Linked DNA regions of Homo sapiens: region 2 is linked to region 1. A link is an interaction called in ENCODE POLR2A ChIA-PET data of the cell type or tissue named here. Cell type or tissue: PC-9. All regions are shown on one strand.

What was found. ChIA-PET counts read pairs that join two places held together with the same protein. Peaks named below come from ENCODE experiments on the same cell type or tissue, not always from the same donor. Only the 100,000 strongest peaks of a DNase experiment are listed, where the experiment ranks them.
Region 2: POLR2A ChIA-PET joins it to region 1 with 7 read pairs; 1 of 35 experiments calls an interaction of 5 or more read pairs at or near these places.

Annotation. Positions count from the first base shown.
Region 1 is chr12:6,082,557-6,087,556 of GRCh38, reverse strand. All of the region lies in intron 6 of VWF (von Willebrand factor), which reads left to right. Among named protein-coding and RNA genes, the nearest start is that of VWF, 40 kb to the left of the region's middle. RefSeq lists enhancers at 3,224-3,968, 3,969-4,715. In PC-9, no CTCF peak of the experiment used is centred here; DNase peaks (open chromatin) are centred at 2,606 and 2,906; H3K27ac peaks cover 3,349 bases.
Region 2 is chr12:6,810,854-6,815,853 of GRCh38, reverse strand. It overlaps CD4 (CD4 molecule), which reads right to left. Exons shown (of 10, transcript NM_000616.5): 4 at 1,554-1,712; 5 at 862-1,095. Among named protein-coding and RNA genes, the nearest start is that of GPR162, 8.5 kb to the left of the region's middle. In PC-9, no CTCF peak of the experiment used is centred here; a DNase peak (open chromatin) is centred at 2,283; H3K27me3 peaks cover 2,266 bases.

The DNA of each region.
Region 1 (5,000 bases):
CGTCTCTACTAACAATACAAAAAAAAAAAAATTAGCCGGGCGTGGTGGCGGGCGCCTGTAGTCCCAGCTACTCGGGAGGCTGAAGCAGGAGAATGGCGTGAACCCGGGAGGCGAAGCTTGCAGTGAGCCGAGATCGCACCACTGCACTCCAGCCTGGGCGACAGGGTGAGACTCTGTCTCAAAAAAAAAAAAAAAAAAAAAAGAGTTAAGTCTTTGAGACACCCTTGCTGGGCGCTTCCCAGCCATCTTGCAGACCTCAGCCCTAGGCAGCCCTCCTTTACTCCCTGGTAAATTCCTTCTTTCATTGTATGCCCGTTCGAAGCTAAAGCCCTGTCCTTCCGTGTCCCTGAATACTGGAGAAGCAGGTGCTTTGGGTCTGGTTTCTCCTGGTCTGGCTCAGGAGCTCACATCAATTGCAGTCCTGTCAGTCACTGAATAGCCTCAGATTTCCTGTTTTCCACTGGTCTCTGAATTTGGTGTTTATTAGGTGAACACAAGCCTTATTTTCTTTGGCCATTCATGTCTTCACATTCTCTCGCGTCCTCCATTATCTTGTAGAACTCTTTCCGCCTCCTCTGAAACAGCATGCAGTTCACCTGTGATTCCTCTTCCTCCCAGAAAATCACCTGTCCTGCTTGAGCTAACATTTTAAACAGTCATGTTGACTTTGAATAATCACAGCATGCCTCCTCAGTAGCCCAAAGAGGCACAGAAAATACCCATTCCGTTAGAGACAAAGCAGTTCACTCTTCATGTTCTCATTAAATATTGCTCAAGCCTTTTATTTGCAAAGGACCTACCAGCCCTTTCTGCTATTTCTGCTCATGGTGACTCTGAAAGGGAAATTCACAGGCATGGAGGGAGGCAATGTAAGCCCAGCGGACTTGGGTCTCACTGTCTAGGCCCACTTCTGCCTTCCCTCCTTCTTCTCCTTGCCTCTTCCATTCACTTAATTGGCAGTTTTGGTCTGGAATGGACTTTTCTTGGAGACTGGGAAGAATTTTGTTACATTTGTTTGCTTGGTAGCATAGTTGTGATTCATAGAGTACAGTTGTCAGGGGAGAGCCTGGCCCAGAGAAGGTCAGTAGATCTCAAGGAAGGACCCTTGGAATGCAGGATCCCAGAGAAGTTAGTTGTCAGATGATGGCCCTGGTTTTAGAGTTGGGGTGCCCACCCACTATGCCCCAGTGACACCAAGCTCAGAGCTGGGGTTTGCAATAAGTACACACGTGTCTTTCCCCGTTTTGATGAGAACTGCTCTCTCAAGTCTCTCTTTCTTGAGTCATTGATAGGCTAAGGAATGAGGACTTATTTCAAGTGCTTTAGTGAGGTCCAAGAATCCAGGGGGCAGTCCCTGGTTTGGCCCAATTCTCTGCATGTCCTCGTGTAAGTTACTTTCCTACTCTGCCTCTCAGTCTTCCCTCTCTGAGGTAAACAGAGCTCCACGGAACCCCCCATGGATAGGCACCCTTTCTTTACAGCAGACTGGCTCACCTGAGTGCAGGATGGGAGAAGGGCAGGGAGCCAATGGTTGTGGTGAAACAGTGGTGACCTTGGCCACTGTTCCCTTGGGGGTCTAGCCTCATGGCAGAGGTCAGTGGCTACCATGGGGTTTTGCAGATTTCCCTTGAACTTGGCCTTTAAAAATTTTTTTTTAAAATTTTACTTTAAGTTCTGGGATACATGTGCTGAACGTGCAGGTTTGTTACATAGGCATACATGTGCCATGGTAGTTTGCTGCACCTATCAACCCATCATTTAGGTTTTAAGCCCCACATGCATTAGGTGTTTGTCCTAATGCTCGCTCTCTCCTTGCCCCCGCCCCCCGCGCCCCCCCTCCCCGCCCACAGGCCGTGGTGTGTGATGTTCCCCTCCCTGTGTCCATGTGTTCTCATTGGAACTTGGCTTTTTATGTTGCTCATTTGACAAGCCCTTGAGGAGAGTTGGATAAGGACCTAGCACCCAAGCATTCAATTCAAAGGCCTCCCTAACATAATGTTCCCAAAATCCTTTAACGAACTATTTCTCAGGTGGGTTCCTTTCCCTTTTCCTTTTCCCTGGTGAGCAACAGAATGGACAAGAATCTGATGGTGCCCATAAGTGCATATTCACTGAGATGTTTCATATGGCTTGCGTGATACAACGTAGACTAAGGGACAAGACACGTAAGAGAAATTAAACCATGAAAGACTGTCTGGGGTTAGTAAATGACAAATCGCCAAGTGAATGGTAAGTGATAGCGCAGCTTAGGGGAATTAGCTCCTGTCACAGAGCTGATGCTTTTTTCTTGCTGGGAGCAGGATGGGTGAGTGATTCAGAAAGGGCTGCTTTCCATCCCCAGAGCTTGGTAGGCCCTAGACTGGGAACCAGGGAATGGTGCCCCGTCCTTGTCCATCCAGCCAGCATGCCCTAATCCCTAGAAGCTGCTCAGATGCCTCCAGGAGCCCCAAGGAGAAGGTGAGGAGGGTCCCTTAGAGAGGTCCATGGCCAAGTCTCCTACTTCTCATGAGCACTGGACCCCAGCTATCTTAGAGAGAGGAATGTCAAGCTCTGCAGAAACCATCCATTTGGTGGAAATCTATCAACAGGTTTCACCAGGTCCTTGTGAGTCAGAATCTTGGAATGCGGGTGGGAATCTTGGGCCGGCCAGAAGTTATAAATAGAATCAGCTACCCTCCCCCACCCATCATTACAGCTGACCAATGAGAAAGTATTCCCTGCTGCAGGGTGAATTCTTGAACCCACTACTTTGGAGCAGCTCAGACTCCAGGCGCCTCCATACCTACCAGGGGCTGCTGCAGGGCACCCATCCCAGAGCTAGAAAGATCAGGGCTTGTGGAACAATATTGCACTCTATGTATTAGACTTTCCTTTCTTTGTTCACTCAGTCCTAGGAATGTCCCCCTCCCTTCTCCTTTGTCAGCTGCTTGGGAGCAAACACAATAGCTAAGCTTCAGATCTCTGGCTCTGCTTTCTCTCCTCCTGCTGCCTGCCACTGAGATGTGCTTGCTTTCCCTCCTCCTCCCCTGCACCCGCCTGATGTCTCCAGGGAAGATGCCTGGTCTTCTTTAATGAACTGGAAATGTGATTAAGATGGGCCACAATTGGGCCTGCACACCAACCCAGGCATGGTGAGGTCATGGCTGGATGGGCTGGGGCAGCTGCTCTCCCGCAGCTCCTGGCACGGCCGACAGGAGTTGAAAGAAGACAGGAGTAGCTGATGCAGGGCCTTGGAGCCAGGGAGATGCTGGAAGTGTGCAAATTAGCTGGCCCTTGTTTTGCATCCCTGCCAGAATGGTTTAGCAGAGAACTGAGGAGCCAGTACCGATTGCAGGCAAATGAGAATAGTTATAAGCATTTGATTTCCTGGTGTCATCTCATTTGATTTCATTTTGCAGAAACCATCTAGGGTAGGTCCAAGTACTGCTGTCTGTGTCAGTTAGGAGTAGGTTCAGCTGTGAGTGACAGGACTTATACAATCTAAGTTTATTTATCTCTCATGTAAAGAAGTTTGGGGTAGGATGTCCAGGGCCATGCAAGATCTCATGGTGTTGGGATCCAGGGTCCCTCTGTCTTATTTCTCTGTTGTCCCCAGTGGGGGCTTCTACCTTGTGCACCAAAACGCCGGCTCAAGCTTCAGGCATCACAACTACATTCCCGCAGTAGAAAGAGAAGGGACTAAGGAAGAAGCAGTCCCTTATTTTGAGGACACTTGGTGGAGGTTGCACAAGACCCCTCTGCTTATAGCCTACTGGGTATTGCTTAGTCATATGGCTGCCCCCAGCTGCAAGGGAGGCTGAGAAATGGAATCTTATTCCTAGCAGCTCTGTGCCCCGTGGGGGTGGGAAATTGAAAACTGAGGATTCTGTGACTAAGAAGGGGAGAATAGCTCCTGGACAACTTTCAACCTCTTCCACTTTTCCCCTCTTTCACAGGTAGGGAAATGAGGATGCAGAGAGGCAAGATAATTTTCCTTTTCTTTTTTGTTTTTTGCGACGGAGTCTCGCTCTCTTGCCCAGGCTGGAGTGCCGTGGTGCAATCTTGGCTCACTGCAACCTCTGCCTCCCAGGCTCAAGTGATCCTCCCACCTCAGCCTCTCTAGTAGCTGAGACTACAGGCACGTGCCACCACGCCTGGCTAATTTTGGATATTTTTGTAGAGATAAGGTTTTGCCATATTGCTGGTCTCAAACTCCTGGACTCAAGTGATCTGCCCACTTTGGCCTCCAAAAGTGCTGGGATCAGGCCGGTTGCGGTGGCTCACGCCTGTAATCCCAGTACTTTGGGAGGCCGAGGTGGGTGGATCATGAGGTCAGAAGTTTGAGACTACCCTTCCAACATGGCAAAACCCCATCTCTACTAAAAATACAAGAGTGCTGGGATTACAGGTGTGAGCCACTGCACTTGGCCAAGATCATTTTCTTAAAGTCACACGCTTTGAAAGTGATGGGTTGCGAGAGGCAGAGGTTGCATTGAGCTGAGATCACGCCATTGCACTCCAGCCTGGGCAACAAGAGCGAGACTTCATCTAAAAAAAGAAAGTGATGGGTTGAGATTCTAGCCCAACCATGCTTCTAAAACCTGAGCTACAGCCACTGTATGACCCTGTCTTCTAATCTGATTGCTAGGAAACAGGAGTGGGAGGGCAGGATGGAAAACTGTAATTTGTGGTTTGGAATGGACTCAGGCACTCAGGGTTTGCACCCCATCACTAGTGTTAAAAGAAAAACCTGAGACAAATTAAATTTAACAGGGTTTACTTGAGCAAAGAATGATGCATGAACCAGGCAGCCCCCGAATCAGAACAGGCTCAGAGAGACTCTGGCCTGCCTCATGGTCAAAGAAGATTTATGGACAGAAAAAGACAAGTGACTTACAGAAACTGGAAGTGAGGTAGAGAAACAGTTGGATTGGCTACAGCGCAACATTTGCCTTATTAGAACGTAGTTTGAACAGTGGGCTGCCCCAAGAGGAGGTTACAGTGTGTTTACATCTCCAGTT
Region 2 (5,000 bases), 730 kb before region 1:
CCACCTCCCTCCTCCCGGAAGCCATCACAGAGCAGCCCAGCCACAGGGGATCCTTGCTGTCCTTAGGATTCCTGGACCACAGAAGCCATTTGGCCTCCACTCCTTAGAGGCGTATTCATCACCCTTCACAAAATAACAGCGAACACTTAACTAGGGCTTACTCTGTGCCAGGCACCATTTTCAGTGCCTTACGTATATCAGTCCTCAACTTAATACGAGGTAGTCACTATGGCAGTTAACATCATCCCCATTTCACAGAGGCTGAAACCAAGGTGCAGAGAGGTTTAGTAACTCACCCAAGGTCACATGGTTGTGGCAGAACCAGGATTTCAATCAGCGTACATGCACTAAACTGGCACACTACCTTATGTCTACCTTAAGTCACATAAGCACCCAGGGGACAGGATCTGGGGTAGGACCTTGGTCTCCCCACAGTGGCCTGGCTTAGAGGTCCAGAGGTACAACATAGAACATCATCAGGGTTGGCTTACTGGTGTTAGTGTCCCTGAGTAAGTGGATTTGCCAACTTGGTAGGGGTGTGGAGCTGAGGCAACAAAGAAAGTAAGCTCCCTGACATTCCTCCTTTGGGGCCTCCAAAGGAGACTCGGGCCTCTAGCATCCTTACCTTCCCCAGCCTTTCCTTTCTCCATGTCCACCACACTGAGGGGTGGCTGCCAATCAGCCCCCTGAGGATGAGGGCCCCAGTGAGTCCTTCAAGACAGGCCTCAGCTCTAGGGGACCTAGTCTTCTCCACTCCTGACCTCCCAGCACCAGAACCAGAAACAGGGCAGTCAGAGCAGAGGGAGGGGCTGTCAGCCCCTGGGGCAGGGAGGAGACTGCGCGAAGAGGGGCTTCCCTTACCTAGCACCACGATGTCTATTTTGAACTCCACCTTCTTCTGGTTCTGCAAGACAGTGCATGTCCAGGTGCCACTATCCTGGAGCTCCAGCTGAGACACGGAGAGGGTCTTCCCCCCCTGTATGTTTTTACCCCTTGGACTCCTACATTGCACTGAGGGGCTACTACCAGGGGGGCTCTCCAAGGTCAGGGTCAGGCTCTGCCCCTGAAGCAGGTGGGTGTCAGAGTTGGCAGTCACTGTGGAGGGAAAGGCCAGCTGTGTCACACACATACCATCCCCAAGGAGAAGGGCAGACAACAGGAAACCAACAACATCTCTCCATTATCGCCGTCCCAACATCTCCTTCCTCCCAGCACCCAGCTGCGCACCCCCAGCCAAGATAGGGTTTCCCTCTCCCCTCCTCTCTCTCTTCTTTCCTCCTCTCCCCTCATCCTCTCTTCCCCAGTCTCTCTCCCTCCTTCCCTTGCCTCCTTCCCTTTTCTTTCCTTTTCCCAAGGCCTCTTCCCTCCTCCGCCCACCAGCATCCCTCACCTGATCAAGAAGGGTTTTAAGACATTTGGAGGCCAGTTTGACAGCCTGGTCCTCTTGGGGCTGCTGCGGTATCACCAGCTCAGGCTGGATTTGGTGCAGGGGTGGGAGTAGTGGGGAAGGGAACCAGGCAGGAGGTATCCTCATCCCCACCTGCCCCACTCACATCCGAACACTAGCAATTGCACCTCCTCCTTCTGGTCCTCCACTTCACAGATGTAAGTATCTGAGTCTTCTATCTTAAGATTCTTGATGATCAGGGGAAAGTTTCCTTGGTCCCAAAGGCTTCTTCTTGAGTCAGCGCGATCATTCAGCTTGGATGGACCTGGGAGCAGAAGACATATGGGGGGGGACTGAGGCGCCCTGGAGACAGGGCACCTCTGGCAAGAGAATGCCCACGGCTCTTCTGATATCAGTTGCTAATTTCCTGCAACATCTGCTCCTCGTTCTAATCAGAGAAACCCGGTCTGGCAAGGAGGTCTCATCATATCCATTTACCTGGCTGGGACAGTAGCTCACAAATACAAATAAAATCATATCCTTATTTGGAGAGCACCAACTCCTACATGCCAAATACTTTACAGGCATCATCTCAGTAATCTCCACAATAATTCCGAGAAATAGATACTGTCAACACTGTTTTGTTTATTTTGCAGATAGAGAAACTGAGACTCAGAGAGATTAGGTAACTGCCTAAACTCTCACATATTGAGATTAAGTAATTACCCAACTCTCACACATTGTAGGAGAATAAACCAGTACAATTTCTTTGGATGGTGATTTGTAATCTATACAGAATTACAAATGTATATACAAAACCAAATGTCCATCAATAAAGAATAGGTTAAATAGATCATAGCTCACCCATTCAGTGGACTGCTATGCAGCCGTAAGAGAGGAATGAGGAAGTGCTTTGTGTACTAATTTGGACCCGTATCTAAGAAACATCACTAACTGAATAAAGCGAGATGTTAAACAGTCTACTATTTGTTTTTAAAGGTGGAGAAAATATATTCTTTGTATATGAAAAGAATAATTCTCGAATTAAACATAAGAAAATGAGGCCATTAAAAAGAGCTATAATGTCTAAAAAAAAATTAAAAAAGAAAATGAGGCCAGGCATGGTGGAAATCTCTCATCCCAGCTCTTTGAAAGATCGAGGTGGAAAGATTGTTTGTGCCCAGGAGTTCGAGATCAGCCTGGGCAACATGGCGAAACCCCATCTCTAAAAAAAAAAAAAAAAAAATTTTTTTTAATTAGCCGCCTTGGGAGGCTGAGGTGGGAGAATCACTTGAGCCCAGAAGTCAAAGGTTGCAGTGAAACAAATGAGATGGCACCACTGCACTCCAGTCTAGGTGACAGAGTGAGACTCTGTCTCAAAAAAGAAAAAAAATTAACTGAGTGTGGTGGTGCATGCCAGTAGCCCCAGCTATGCCGGAGGCTGAGGTGGGAGGATAACCTGACCCAGGAGGTCGAGGCTGCAGTGAGCTATGATCATGCCACTGCACTCCACCCTGGGCGACAGAATGAGACCCCATTTAAAAGAAAAAAAAACTGGGAGGCTGAGGCACAAGATCGCTTGAGACTGGGAGGCAGAGTTTGCAGTGAGATCGCACCACTGCATTCCAGCCTTGGTGAGAGAGTGAGACTGTCCCAAAACACACACACACACACACACACACACACACACACACAAAAATAACCTTGGTTGCCTCTAGGAAGAGGAAGTGAATACTCATGTGTAGGAAGAAAGCTTTTCACTATATGCCCTTTGCTTTTTTTTTTTTGAGATGGAGTTTCGCTATTGTTGCCCAGGTTGGAGTGCAATGGCATGATCTTGGCTCACCGCAACCTCCGCCTCCCGGGTTCAAGCAATTATCTTGCCTCTGCCTCCCGAGTAGCTGAGATTACAGGCATGCGCAACCAAGCCCGGCTAATTTTGTATTTTCAGTAGAGACAGGGTTTCTCCTTGTTGGTCAGGCTGGTCTCGAATGCCCAACCTCAGGTGATCCGCTCGCCTTGGCCTCCCGAAGTGCTGGGGTTACAGGCGTGAGCCACCACACCCAGCCTGCTTTCTTTTTTTGTTTGTTTGTTTTTATGGAGTCGAGTGTTCGATCTCTGCTCATTGTAACCTCTGCCTCCTGAGTTCAAGGGATTCTCTTGCCTCAGCCTTCGGAGTAGCTGGGATTACAGGTGTACACCACCACATCTGGCTAATTTTTGTATTTTTAGTAGATACAAGTTTTGCCATGTTGCCCAGGCTGATCTCGAACTCCTGACCTCAAGCAACCCGCCCACCTCAGCCTCCCAAATTGCTGGGATTGCAGGTGTGAGCCACTGCACCCAGCCTATATGCCCTTTTCTATCTTTTGAATTTTGACTCCCGTAAGTGGTGGAGCTAGGATTAAAATGCAGCCCGTCAGGAGTCTGGGACCAACCTAGGCAGCCAATCGAGACCCTCGTCTCTAAAAAAAATTATTTTAAAAAAAATTAGCTGGGTGTGGTGGCACATGCCTGTAATCCCAGCTACTTGAGAGGCTGAAGCAGGAGGATCACTTGAGCCCAGGAGTTCAAAGTTACAGTGAGCTATGATTGTAACACTGCACTCCAGCCTGGGCAACAGAGTGAGGCCTCATCTTAAAGAAAAGAAATTTTTGGCCGGGTGCGGTGGCTCACGCCTGAAATCCCAGCACTTTGGGAGGCCAAGGCGGTGGATCACTTGAGGTCAGGAGTTCAAGACCAGCCTGGCCAACATGGTGAAACCCCATCTCTACTAAAAATACCAAAAAAAAAAAGAAAAAAAAAATTAGCCAGAGCATAGTGACGCATGCCTGTAATCCCAGCTACTTGGGAGGCTGAGGGAGGAGAATGGCTTGAACCCGGGAGGTGGAGATTGCAGTGAGCCAAGATCACGCCACTGCACTCCAGCCTGGGTGACAGAGTGAGACTCTGTCTCAAAAAAAAAAAAAAAAAAAGAAAAAGAAAAGAAAAAAGAAAAGAAAAAATGTTTTAAAAAATAAAAATAATTCAGGCTATTTCGCTATGCAATGCTATCTCTGGAAAGTTCTTCTGGCATAAGTATGTGTCTCCTTTGGCCTCTTCTTGTAAAATCTAATAACCATCACCAAGGGAAGTTTTCTCTTTAGCTGTGCATTTTCTGGGTGCAGTGGAAGCTCCAAAATCTCTGTAGAACAGGGCTTTAGAAGCTAAATTTACATAGCAAACAGTTCTGTTTTGTTTTGTTTTTACTTAGAATGTATATTTGGAGGAATGGGGCAAAGGTGGCTAAGACTAAAGCCTCTCACCCTGCTTGGTACTGCCTCTGCCTCCCTGAGATGCCCAGGTCCTCTCCCTCTTTCTGCCTTGGTGTGGGAGCCTGGATACCAGTTCAGTCACTCACTCTCCTTTCTCTCCTCTTCCAGACCACACAGTCCTCTTCCCCACTGCTCAGCTCTTACTGTCCAGGAGCCCCTTCCAGACAACCTCACAGCCTCAGCACACAGTTGCCCCAAGCTTCCTCAGAGCACGGCAGGCACCCAATCCACCCCACACCTTCAGTTTCACACTTTTTAAAAAAACTTCCCTACTCAAGACAACCTGGACCCAACCTCCC